Linked DNA regions of Homo sapiens: region 2 is linked to region 1. A link is a contact called in ENCODE Hi-C or POLR2A ChIA-PET data. All regions are on one chromosome and are shown on one strand. Each heading gives the region's core, a stretch centred on a gene start or an enhancer-like site at or near the end of the contact. The rest is flanking DNA. Distances are from core to core; before and after follow the strand shown. Region 1 has its middle 21 kb from the start of RNF24. Region 2 holds the start of CDS2 (CDP-diacylglycerol synthase 2).

Evidence for each region. A loop is a pair of places that touch in the nucleus more often than their neighbours do. ChIA-PET counts read pairs that join two places held with the same protein, here RNA polymerase II (POLR2A). Pooled maps may share reads with other maps.
Region 2: a pooled map shows a loop between it and region 1 (7-fold over the local background). The contact joins the promoter of CDS2 here to the enhancer-like site in region 1. A Hi-C loop is called at or near these places in 5 of 50 pooled maps. POLR2A ChIA-PET finds 5 or more read pairs at or near these places in 2 of 52 experiments (GM10248 and activated B cell).

The regions. Positions count from the first base shown.
Region 1 is chr20:4,033,930-4,039,697 of GRCh38, forward strand. No RefSeq gene overlaps it. Among named protein-coding and RNA genes, the nearest start is that of RNF24, 21 kb to the left of the region's middle. RefSeq lists enhancers at 1-189, 4,015-4,064. Within about 2 kb of position 4,287, at least 14 of the 41 ENCODE cell types and tissues checked have a DNase peak (open chromatin) inside an H3K27ac peak, as active enhancers do.
Region 2 is chr20:5,123,528-5,128,978 of GRCh38, forward strand. CDS2 (CDP-diacylglycerol synthase 2) reads left to right here and starts at 3,481. Exons shown (of 13, transcript NM_003818.4): 1 at 3,481-3,622. The coding sequence starts at 3,566. It also overlaps a transcript of PCNA not described here. RefSeq lists a silencer at 2,970-3,889 and enhancers at 3,152-3,653, 4,230-4,319.

The sequences.
Region 1 (5,768 bases), core at 3,037-5,536:
GGGACACAGACACTGCGGAGGGCCGCGGGGTCCTCTGCCTAGGAAAACCAGAGACCTTTGTTCACTTGTTTATCTGCTGACCTTCCCTCCACTATTGTCCTATGACCCTGCCAAATCCCCCTCTGCGAGAAACACCCAAGAATGATCAATAAAAAAAAAAAAAAAAAAAAAAAAAAGAAAAAGGGGCCCAGGGGACAGGCATTCAGCATATGGAGGATCCACGCCAGCCCCGGCTGCTGCGTTCCCTTAGTATTTATTGCTCATTATCGGGCGTGACAGGATAATAGGATAATGGTGGGGAGGTCAGAAGGTAAACACGTGAACAAATGTCTCTGCACCATAAACAAGGTAAAGAAAAAAGTGCTGTGCTTTTGATGTGCATATACATAAACATCTCATTGCCTTAAGGAACAGTATTGCTGCCAGCATGTCCCACCTCCAGCCCTAAGGCGGTTTTCTCCTATCTCAGTAGATGGAATATACAATCAGCTTTACACCCAGACATTCCATTGCCCAGGGATGAGCAGGAGACAGAAGCCTTCCTCTTATCTCAACTGCAAAAAGGCGTTCCTTCCTCTTTTACTAATCCTCCTCAGCACAGACCTTTTACGGGTGTCGGGTGTCGGGCTGGGGGACGGTCAGGTCTTTCCCTTCCCACAAGGCCATATTTCAGACTCTCACATGGGGAGAAACCTTGGACGGTGCCTGGCTTTCCTGGGCAGAGGTCCCTGCGGCCTTCTGCAGTGTTTTGTGTCTCTGGGTACTTGAGATTGGGGAGTGGTTTGAGATTGGGGAGTGGTGATGACTCTTAACAAGCATGCTGCCTTCAAGCATTTGTTTAACAAAGCACACCCTGCACAGCCCTTGATCCATTTGGCCCTGAGTTGACACAGCGCATGTTTCGGGGAGCACAGGGTTGGGGGAAGGGTTACAGATTGGCAGCATCTCAGGGCAGAAGAATTTTTCTTAGTAGGGAACAAAATGGAGTCTCCTATGTCTACTTCTTTCTACACAGACACAGTAACAATCTGATCTCTCTTTCTTTTCCCCACAATGTGGTTTTGGGCGACTGTAGTCCCGGCTACTTGGGAGACTGAGGCAGGAGAATTGCTTGAACCTGGGAGGCAGAGGTTGCTGTGAGCCGAGATTGTGCCACTGCACTACAGCCTGGGCGAAAAAAGCAAAACTCCGTCTCAAAAAAAAAAAACAAAACACTTGTGATTTGGGGGTTTTGTGGAAATTTAATTACGATGAAAAATCTGTATCTTTTTTGTAATGTTGGCATACTTGGGTAATTTTGTGGCAAATATATTTCCCAGTGGACCTTTTGTTGGTGGCACTAACTGCAAGGTTGCTGGGAAAGTGGAGTCTGTTTGGTGGATGAGCTCTGACTGCCGTTTTGGAACCTCACCTCTACTCATGCTGTCTCAAGTCCTTGTCTCATTCTCCAGCTCTCAGTTCAAATAAAGTTATTTCTCCTGGGAAAAAAAGTTCCGTGAAACGCACACTGGATGACAGTGCTGAAGTTGGGTGCCCTGGGAAGTCCTCAGGACACCCCTGCATGAAGGCTGCCCCAGGAGAGCAGCGCAAGGTTGTGGAGGTCTCAAAGCTCTGAAGAACCTGCCTACCGAAGACAGGAGTGCCCACAAAACAGTTGGCCCATGGGCTCCCCAAGACCTACGTGTACCTCGGAGGCATTTGGCAGAAGATTCTTTGTGAACAAAAATCTCTGCCCACTAGGAGGCAGGAGTGTGTGTGTGTGTGTGTGTGTGTGTGTGTGTTGAAACCAGAACTCCACCTTATGTGTTCATTGTGGAATTTGAAAATGGAAGCCTAAAGTTGAAAATTAAAATCACCCGTGATAGCTGTAAAAAAAAAAAAAAAAAAAAAAAAAATCGTAAATGAGTTCTTACTTTGGAAGCATATATACTAAAGTTGGAATGAAACAGAGAAGATTAGTTACTGATTTCATTTTTCAATAAGTTTAGATTTATTATGTTGGTTTCCCAATTTAAAAAATTGACTTCTTAAAAAATCATAAATGAGTGTTGGATTTTGTGAAATGCTTTATTCTGTATCAATTGATATGATTATAGGATTATTATTTTTTAGCCTATTGATATAGCACTGTAATAAAAGTTATGTGAATATCCTCTCTCTCTGTCTCTCTCAAAATATCTTACTTTGGCTGGGAGCAGTGGCTCACACCTGTAATCCCAGCATTTTGGAAGGCCGAGGCAGGTGGACTGCTTTGAGCTCAGGAGTTCAAGACCAGCCTGGGCAACTTGCTGGTTGCCCAGCAAACTTGTTTCTACAAAAAATACAAAAAAAAAAAAAATTAGCTGGGCAATCATGCCTGTAGTCCCAGCTACTTGGGAAGCTGAGGCTGGAGGCCAGTTCCTGAGAAGTCTTTTCTTTCCTCCATCTCTTCTCTTGGTCTCTGTGTTGTGCTAAGTCAAGGATAGCTTCCTCCTTTGACAGATTATCTTTGACTTTGCCCATCAGGTGAGAGGGCACTATCAGCCACAGGACCACTCTCTCGTTTACTCATCGGGGAGATGTTCTGCTCCCTGTGGTGTGGGTGTGGACGCTTTACTCTGGAATCCCTTCCAGTGGACGTTAAGCATCCCCCTCAGGGCTTGGAGAGGACCAATGAACAAGGGAAGCAGGGCAGGCAAAGAGTCTGAGGCAGGCGGCTGATGAACCAGGTCTTCCCCTGAGTGATGCTGGGAAAAGAAGCACGTTGACTAAGCACCTGTGATGTGCCATACACTTTCATATGTGTTAATTAATCCCGTAGTGACCCTGTGAGGTAGGTATAATGATCATCCCCATTTACAAATGAGGAAACTGCAGTGTAAAAGAATTTAAAACTAGGTTTAAAAATGAGGGAAATAGAAAAGCACCATTAGGCAAACCTATAGTAATAATGGTTGCAGTAAGATTCACTGATAGTTGCTAAAAGTATTTTTATTAATTATAAAGGAAAAAATGGCTGGGTGTAGTGGCTTATGCCTGTAATTCTAGCACATGGGGAGGCTGAGATGGGAGGATTGCTTGAGATCAGGAGTTTGAGACCAGCCTGGTCAATAGAGTGAGACTTCATCTCTATTGTTATAAAGAATAAAACAAAATTTAAAATAAATAAATTTTAAAAACGTTTTAAGAAGGAAAAAATATAAAAGTGGAGAAATCCGGTAAATACCACCCTAATCAAGTGATCAAGGTTAGTATTACTAGTAATAATTGATACTGACATTAGGTACTCCCTGATGTGATGCCTTGAGTTGAGCACAGTATCATCTCTTACATCAATCTCATCATGATAAAACACTAGACAAACCCAGACTGAGATGGGGTTCCACAGACTCCTACTCAGGTGTCAGAATTAGAACCCAGAGCCCATCATCTTTCCACTCTGGGCAGGAAAGGTATGGAGGCCAAGGGTAGGGGGATGCCTCCTTTCTGGAGGGAGGCACTGCTGACTGAACGTGTACCCACCTCAGTACGTGGGACTCATGACTACAGTGTGCTCTGTAACTAGAAACTACATCTCTTTGCCTGAGGGCATTCTCCAAAGCACAAAGGTGGTTCTGTCTGTGCTGGCCTTCCCACTCCTTTTTTTTTTTTTTTTTTTGAGATGGAGTCTTGCTCTGTCGCCCAGGCTGGAGTGCAGTGGCATGATCTCGGCTCACTGCAACCTCCGCCTCCCGGGTTCAAGTGATTCCCCTGCCTCATCCTCCCGAGTAGCTGGGGACTACAGGCATGTGCCACAATGCCCGACTAATTTTTGTATTTTTTGGCGGAGACTGGGTTTCACCATGTTGCCCAGGTTGGTCTTGAACTGACCTCAAGTGATCCGCCCGCCTTGGCTGGTATTACAGGCTCTTGAGATTCTTAAACACATCACATCATAAAGTCCCTTGTGCCATGTGAGGTAATATACTCACAGCTTCTGGAGATTAGGATGTGGGCATCTTGAAGGGTATCATTATTCTGTCCACCACATGCCCATGGTCCAGGGTTCAGAATAAAAGGGGCTCTGAGTTGGCAACATCTGCCCAGAGGAAGCCAGTGCTGTGAGAAGGGGAAGGTGGTACAAGGGGCTATAAACTAAAATGCAGAAATACAGAGGAAGACATATTTCAGTGGTTACATAGCATGTGGTGTGTGTATGCGTGACTGTGTGTGTTTGTGTGCATGTGCGTGTGTGTCTGGGGGAAGGAGGTAGAGGAAGTGAGATGATGGTGACAGTGACAGCAGCTTGGAGAAGACAGGGGGGTGGGTCTACTTCTGAGGAAGTCCTTGGCTGAGGTAGGGCCGCAGAGAGGCAGGGTGAGGGTGGAGCCTGTGGTTTCAGAGAGGAGTTTTAATGGCTGCCAAGAATGTGCACATGAAGCCGAAAGGGAGTGCGGCCTGGAGCTGCAGTCAGCCCAGAGGGCGGGTGGAGCCTGTCCCAGGGCACTAGGATCGCAGAGAACGACAGGAGGGAGCAGGGCTCTGTGAGCAGGGAGAGGAAAAAGAGAGAAACTAGGTTTGTGATGGAAAATGGGCTATGGTTTCATAATTGGAAGTGCCTGTGGGCAATGAGTATAAATGGAGGGTTTGGTAACACTTGGGGAAAAATTATTAATTTGGAACTTCTATAAAGCCTTTTGTCTCCTATTAAAAATCCTGTGGGTACCAAGTGAATTTCATCATTTAATTCTCTCAATAAACAATGAACTGCTACTTTGCATGGGACAACATTCTCTGGAGATGCATACAGTGAACAAACAAGGTGAATGAATGGACTCAGGGAATTAGGTGTCACAGGCATAGAAAGGCAAGGAGATGAAGGAGTAAGTCAGCAAGAGGATGATGGAGGCAGAATCAGCTTTCCCCAGCAGGGGATGACACGGGGTTTTCGATATCACCTGCCCGGGGAGGCTTGCCCATTTCCACTCTCCAGCCCACCTGCCCAGGGGATAGGCTTTGAAATGTATATTCCCTACTGTCCGCCTCCTTGGAGCCATTCCTTCATTTCTTCCTTCCTCCTCTTCCTCTCCCCTTGTCTTCCTTTGCCTTGGAGCTTGGGAGGCTCCAGGCAAGAAGAGGGGGACTGCGGCATCTTTCTCTTGCTTCCCTCTCTTCTTTCTACCCTTTGGATCCCATTCAAAACAGATAAATAGAGGTCCACTGTGGGCCTGGAATCATGCAGGGGTTACAAGACGGGGGACTCCCATGACCAAGCGTGATTCTCCAGCAAGGGGATTTCTGGGAGCCCTTAGCAGCTGACACATGCAGCAGCTGGGCCAGGGGTGGACCAGCCTGTTAAGGGGATCTGTGTGGGGCACCAGTATCCTCTACTATAGCAAGGATGTGGAGTAGCAGATAATCTCACACCCTGCTATAGATTGGAATAAAACTTTAGAAAGCAATTTGCTAATATTGTATAGAGAGGAAGACACACATGGCCTGTGACCCAGCAATTCCACTTCCAGTCACATACCCAAGAGAAACTTTGCATGTGCATGAGGAGACAAGGAATGTTCATTGCAGCATAATTTGAAAAAACAAAAGCTGGAAATAAATGAAATGTGCATCTTATAGGAAGTTGGATCTATTCACGTAATGGAATACAGCAGGTAAAATAAACAAGATTTATGAGTATCATCAGAGATAACTCTAAAAGCATGATGTTGAGTGAAAAAAGCATGCTACCAAATGATATATATAATGTTGCCATTTATTTATGTATTATTTATTTATTTATTTTTGAGACTGAG
Region 2 (5,451 bases), core at 2,231-4,730, 1.1 Mb after region 1:
CTACTAAAAATACAAAAATTAGCTGGGCGTGGTGGTGCACACCTGTAATTCCAGATACTAGGGAGGCTGACGCAGGAGAATTGCTTGAACCCGGGAGGCAGAGGTTGCAGTGAACCAAGATTGCGCCACTGTACTCCAGCCTGGGTGACAGAGCAAACCTCCATCTCAAAAAAAAAAAAAAAGACTTTTCCTAATAATTATTCACTAAATTCTAGATAAAGAATTCAAATTCAAATCTTGACCCAATAAGAAATGGAAAAATATTTTGGTAAATATTTATGAGATCTTCCTATGGGCTTCCAAACATAAGAAAAAAACCCATAAAACATAATGAATAACCATACAAGTTTTAAGACTTCAGTATGCCTCAAAGGATTATATTGGTTAGTATAGTTTAGGTTTCAGTGACAGAGAACTCAACTTGAATGGATTAAGAGAAATAGAAAATTTATTCATCTAAACAAAAAGCCAGAGGTATCTGGCCTCCACTGTCCAGTCCTAGTCTTCATAAACGTGAAGTTTGTTAGCCACATTAATAAGCAAAGAAATGTAAATTCAATGGAGACAGAATTTTAACCTACCAAATTAATAAAAATCATGTTAACACCTGGTGTGTTAGGAAGGATTCAAGGAAGTAGGCACTTAAATACATTGCAAGTGGGAGTATACATTGGTATAATTTTTCTGGTGGAAACTTAGAAATGTGTATCAAAAGCCTTAGAATTTTACTTATTCTTTGACACAGAAATTCGATCTCTAGGGTTTTTTCCTACAGAAGAAATCAGGGGCATTTACCAAGATCAAGCATGCTTAAGAATGTTTCTTGAGCCAGGTGCAGTGGCTGATGCCTGTAATCCCAGCACTTTGGGAGGCCCAGGTGGGCGGATCACCTGAGGTCAAGAATTCAAAACCAGCCTGACCTAAAACCCCTGTCTCTACTAAAAATACAAAAATTAGCCAGCTGTGGTGGCGGGCGCCTGTAGTCCCAGCTACTCGGGAGGCTGAGACAGGAGAATTGCTTGAACCTGGGAGGCGGAGGTTGCAGTGAGCCGAGATCACACCATTGCACTCCAGCCTGAGCAACAAGAGGGAAACTGTCTAAAAAAAAAAAACAAAAAACAAACAAAAAGAAAACAAAAAACGAAAAGAGAGAGAGAGAAGGGCTCTAAAGCTGGCCTAAAGCCCTATTAGCATCACTTCCACCAGACCCCTGTTCGTCACACAGTACTGACTTCAGGAATATACTTGATCTGAGTTCCATTAACCTGAGAGGGCTGAGTGTAATGGATGAGAAGTTTGTTCAGACCACATGTTATCCATCCTAGTAATCATGCTGTGCATTCTATAATTCTGACTTATGTGCATTGATTCTCCAAGCCTCCTTTTATTAGGCTGGATTTGAAAAGGAGCAGCTGAGTTTCTAGAAGGACTGACATGACACTCACTTAGATATGACCTTTCATACCTACGTGCCCCTGAAGGTGAAGTTCTAGACACTAACATCTTCACCTGTCTTAGAAGATCATCTTGCTCGAGTGCTGTGGCTCATGCCTGTAATCCCAGAACTTTAGGAGGCCTATGTGGGAGGATTGCTCGAGCCCAGGAGTTTAAGACCAGCCTAAGCAATAAAGTGAGACTTCATCGCTACACAAAAATTTAAAAGTTAGCTGGGTGTGGTGCTGCACACCTGTAGTCCAAGCTACTCGGGCATATACTCATATAGAAATCAGGAATATATAATGCTGTTTTCAGAATTCTCACTACCTGCCCCAAAACTCACAGCTCAGGTCAAAATTACCAATAGGAAATTTTAGCCAGGCATGGTAGCTCATGCCTGTAATCCCAGCACTTTGGGAGACCTAGGCGGGAGGATCTCTTGAACCCAGGAGTTCAAGACCAGTCTGGGCAACATAGTGAGACCCTGTCTCTAAAAAAAGGAGAAATAAATTAATTAAAATTTAAAAATTGAAAAGAAGAAAAATGTAAAATTATATTTTTTTAAAAAACGAAATTGCAATTCTTTTGTGTGCAAGTGTCTCATTGTGAGATTACAGTATGCTTAAGTTGGGGACGCAGTGTTATATGTGTTTTACATCACTTACAGGGCAGTGAATAGAAAGAACAGGAAACACCAAAGGCAATGCTGGAGCAACACAAGTATTAATAAATGCAGGCAGGCAGTATAGTATGGTGGTTAGAGTGTGGGCTGGTAACAAACCTGTTTGTGTTCTAATTCTTACTAGGCACTTTCTAGCTGGGAGACCTTGGCTAAGGTCCTTTTAAAAGTTTTAAATCCATCCAACAAGTACTTACAATGGATGTGTCAAAGACATAGAGGATGCACAGTAAACAAAGTAGACAGCACTTCTGTCCCAAAAAAGGTCTTTCCATAGTCCAGAAGACAAATTTGAAAAACTGAGGAAGGGCCAGGCTCGGTGGCTCACGCCTGTAATCCCAGCACTTTGGAAGGCGGAGGCGGACGGATCACCTGAGGTCAGGAGTTCGAGACCAGCCTGACCAATATGGTGAAACCCCGTCTCTACTAAAAATACAAAAGTTAGCCGGGCGTGGTGGCGCGCACCTTGGAATTGTTTGCGCCCGGGAGGCAGAGGTTGCAGTGAGTCGAGATCATGCCACTGCACTCCAGCCTGGGCGACAGAGCGAGACTCCGTCACAAAACAAACAAACAAACGAACAAACAAACAAACCACTGAGGAAGATCTTAACTGTAAAATTCAAATCATACCCACTTCCAAGCCATGTGTGGATTAAACGAGATAAGCCAACTAAAGCGATTACTCAGCTCAGTGCCTAGTATACAATTAGTGCTTAACAAGTACTAGCGACCGCTTGGCAAAGCAAAGCAGACTGAAGCGTGGGTTTCATTTCTCATCATGTGATAAGTGATAAAATGCTCTTAACCAGGTCGGCTCACCTGGCCTTTCCATTCGACCTAAATAACGTCTACTTACTTGCGTAAGGGAAGAGCTCTGGCCCAGGTCAGCAAGCATTTGTCAGGCTAGAGCCTCCGGGTGGCGCTTCTCGCCCTCAGTAACCGGTTACCTCCAGAACCAGGGCGCCAGCTCCGGCCATCCGCGGTTAAGCGGGAGCTCCCATTGGCTAATCGCACACTGAAACGCACGCCTTTTCCCGCCCCTGACGCTGCCGTCCAATGCGCGCCTCTCGACTCTGCTCCGCCCCGCCCCGCCCCCGTCGCCCTGCCTCCCTGGCGTATTTGCGCCATTGGTGGATATTCCGGACCGTGATGGTGGCGCTGCGCGTGCGCACTCGCTCCGAGCCCTGCTCCCGGGAGAGGGAGCTCTCGGGTCGGGGCTAGGGAAGGCTGACCCCGCTCGGCCCGGGTGAAAGGGCGGTGACGGCACTGGGTGGGGCCGAGCTCCAGGGCTGGCTGCTGGGCTGCTAAGGGAACTGTGAGCCGCTCAGAGCCGCGCGCCTCCCGGGCGGGGCGGGGCCGGCCGTGGGAGTCCGCGCGTGCCCGCGCCGAGCTGCCTGCTCCGGCGGCTTCGCTGCTAGCTCGCGGCGACGTCGGGCCGATTTTCCCAGGATGACAGAGCTGAGGCAGAGGGTGGCCCATGAGCCGGTTGCGCCACCCGAGGACAAGGTAGCGGCAGCGTCGGGGTGGGCGCGGCCGGGACAGCGGCGCATCCGGGAGGCCTGCGGGGGACGCGCGCAGAGGGGTCGTCTTGTTCTCTGACCCTTTGTCGCAGCCGACGGCGGCCCCGGGCCCGGGTAGCGCGAAGGGCCCTCGGGTGCCCGGCCTTCGCGGCGCGCGCGTCAGGGGTCGGCGGGTCGGGGTCCCGGCTCAGGGTCTGACTGAAGTGGCTCCCCCGGGGCGCAGGAAGGAGCTTCTCGGGAGTGGCGCACGGCCTCCTGCCTCGCTGGGCTGGCTGCGGGGACTCCCCTCTCCCCCAACTCCGTGAGGCCTTCCTGGAGGTGAAGATATGCAGAGCCTTCTTAGGGAGGCGGCTCCTCTGAGCGCAACTTAGGCTCTCCGTTCCCTTTTACAATGTTATTATTTTGGGGGGTGGGGGAATCAGGACAAGGCCATAGCATTTGCCTCCTGGGAGATGTAAATCCCTTCTTGGGCATGAAATCATCGGCTTTGAGCAAAGGGGTGTTACCCAGTGAGCCAGTCCGTCATCAGCAGGTGTTGGAGGGCGTCCTCCCGGTTGATGGGTTGTTTCCTGCACCGTGTGGGCTCTGGTGGGTAGGGGAGGAGAGTAGGAAGGAGGCCATCTTGGCGGGGACAGTGGCGGGGGTGACGGGTGGGGGAGTGGACTCCTTTGGGTGAAGTGAAAGATCTGTGTAGGGGAGTTAAGGAAGGTAGGGATTGGTTTTATTACTGTGGAGGTTGAATGGCAGTATAGGACTTTGTAGCAGTAGTTGTGCTTTCCGAGATAGCAGTGATCAGGAGCCCTGTGTTTGGGAAACTGATCAGACAGTGATGTGTAGAAGGGACTGAGGGAGCCTGGACCAGACTGAGGGAGCCTGGTTCACTCGGGATTGCCCATGAGTGACCTGTAGATGTTTTCTTTGGCCCACATATTGCCTTAAAAATCAGAAAGTTTCTCCTAACAATCTAAATTTCTTGCCTGTCTTAGATAATTGGAGGGTCCACCATCACTTTGTCACCTGCTCAATGGTTGGCTGGAGCTGAGGATCATCGGTTCCCACCAATCCCTGTTGCCTTACACCAGGCTCACGGCTTCCCCTAATGCAGCCTGTAACTTTTTGATGACTGGACGCAACGGACATTAGGGAGACACCCAGAAGGAAGAAAGCACAAGATTTGGTGACAGGATGTCAACAGAGCAGTTACACTAGGAGGAATGTTTTTGGTGAAAGATAATGAGATCATGGGTTTTTTTTAAACAACTTTCGTGTTATTGCAGTTGACAGTGGACTATCCAAAGAGAACTGTTCCTACCGATTTTTAGAACATATATTTTGGCCAGGCACAGTGCTGCTCGCCTGTAATCCTAGCTTCTAGGGAGGCTGAGGCAGGAGGATCGCTTGAGCCCAGGAGTTTGAGACCCTGTCTCAAAAAACAAAAACAAAAACATATTTTGGAGAACATTTAGGGCTGGGGCTGAGGATTTAGCAGTCGCTTGCAGAGACAAGATACTTTGAAGTCTCTAATTTTTCATTTGGCTATCCTGGTTCAGCCTGAAAGAATTCTGACTTACCTTGTACTACTAGTTGGTGAGTATGCAGATGTTTGGAGGCTCTGTAGCTCTGTTTAAGGGTGAGATCATGCTTGATGTTAGTGGGACTTTGTGGACCTAGAAGGTGTGAGGAGAGAGAGAAGAAAGAAGGCATGATAGCTGGTGGGCCATGTTTTTGAAAAGCTAACTATGTACAATAATTAGAATGTCAAAAAACAACCTTGGGATTATGAGATGCAACATAAAGATTCTACCCTCCTTCCCG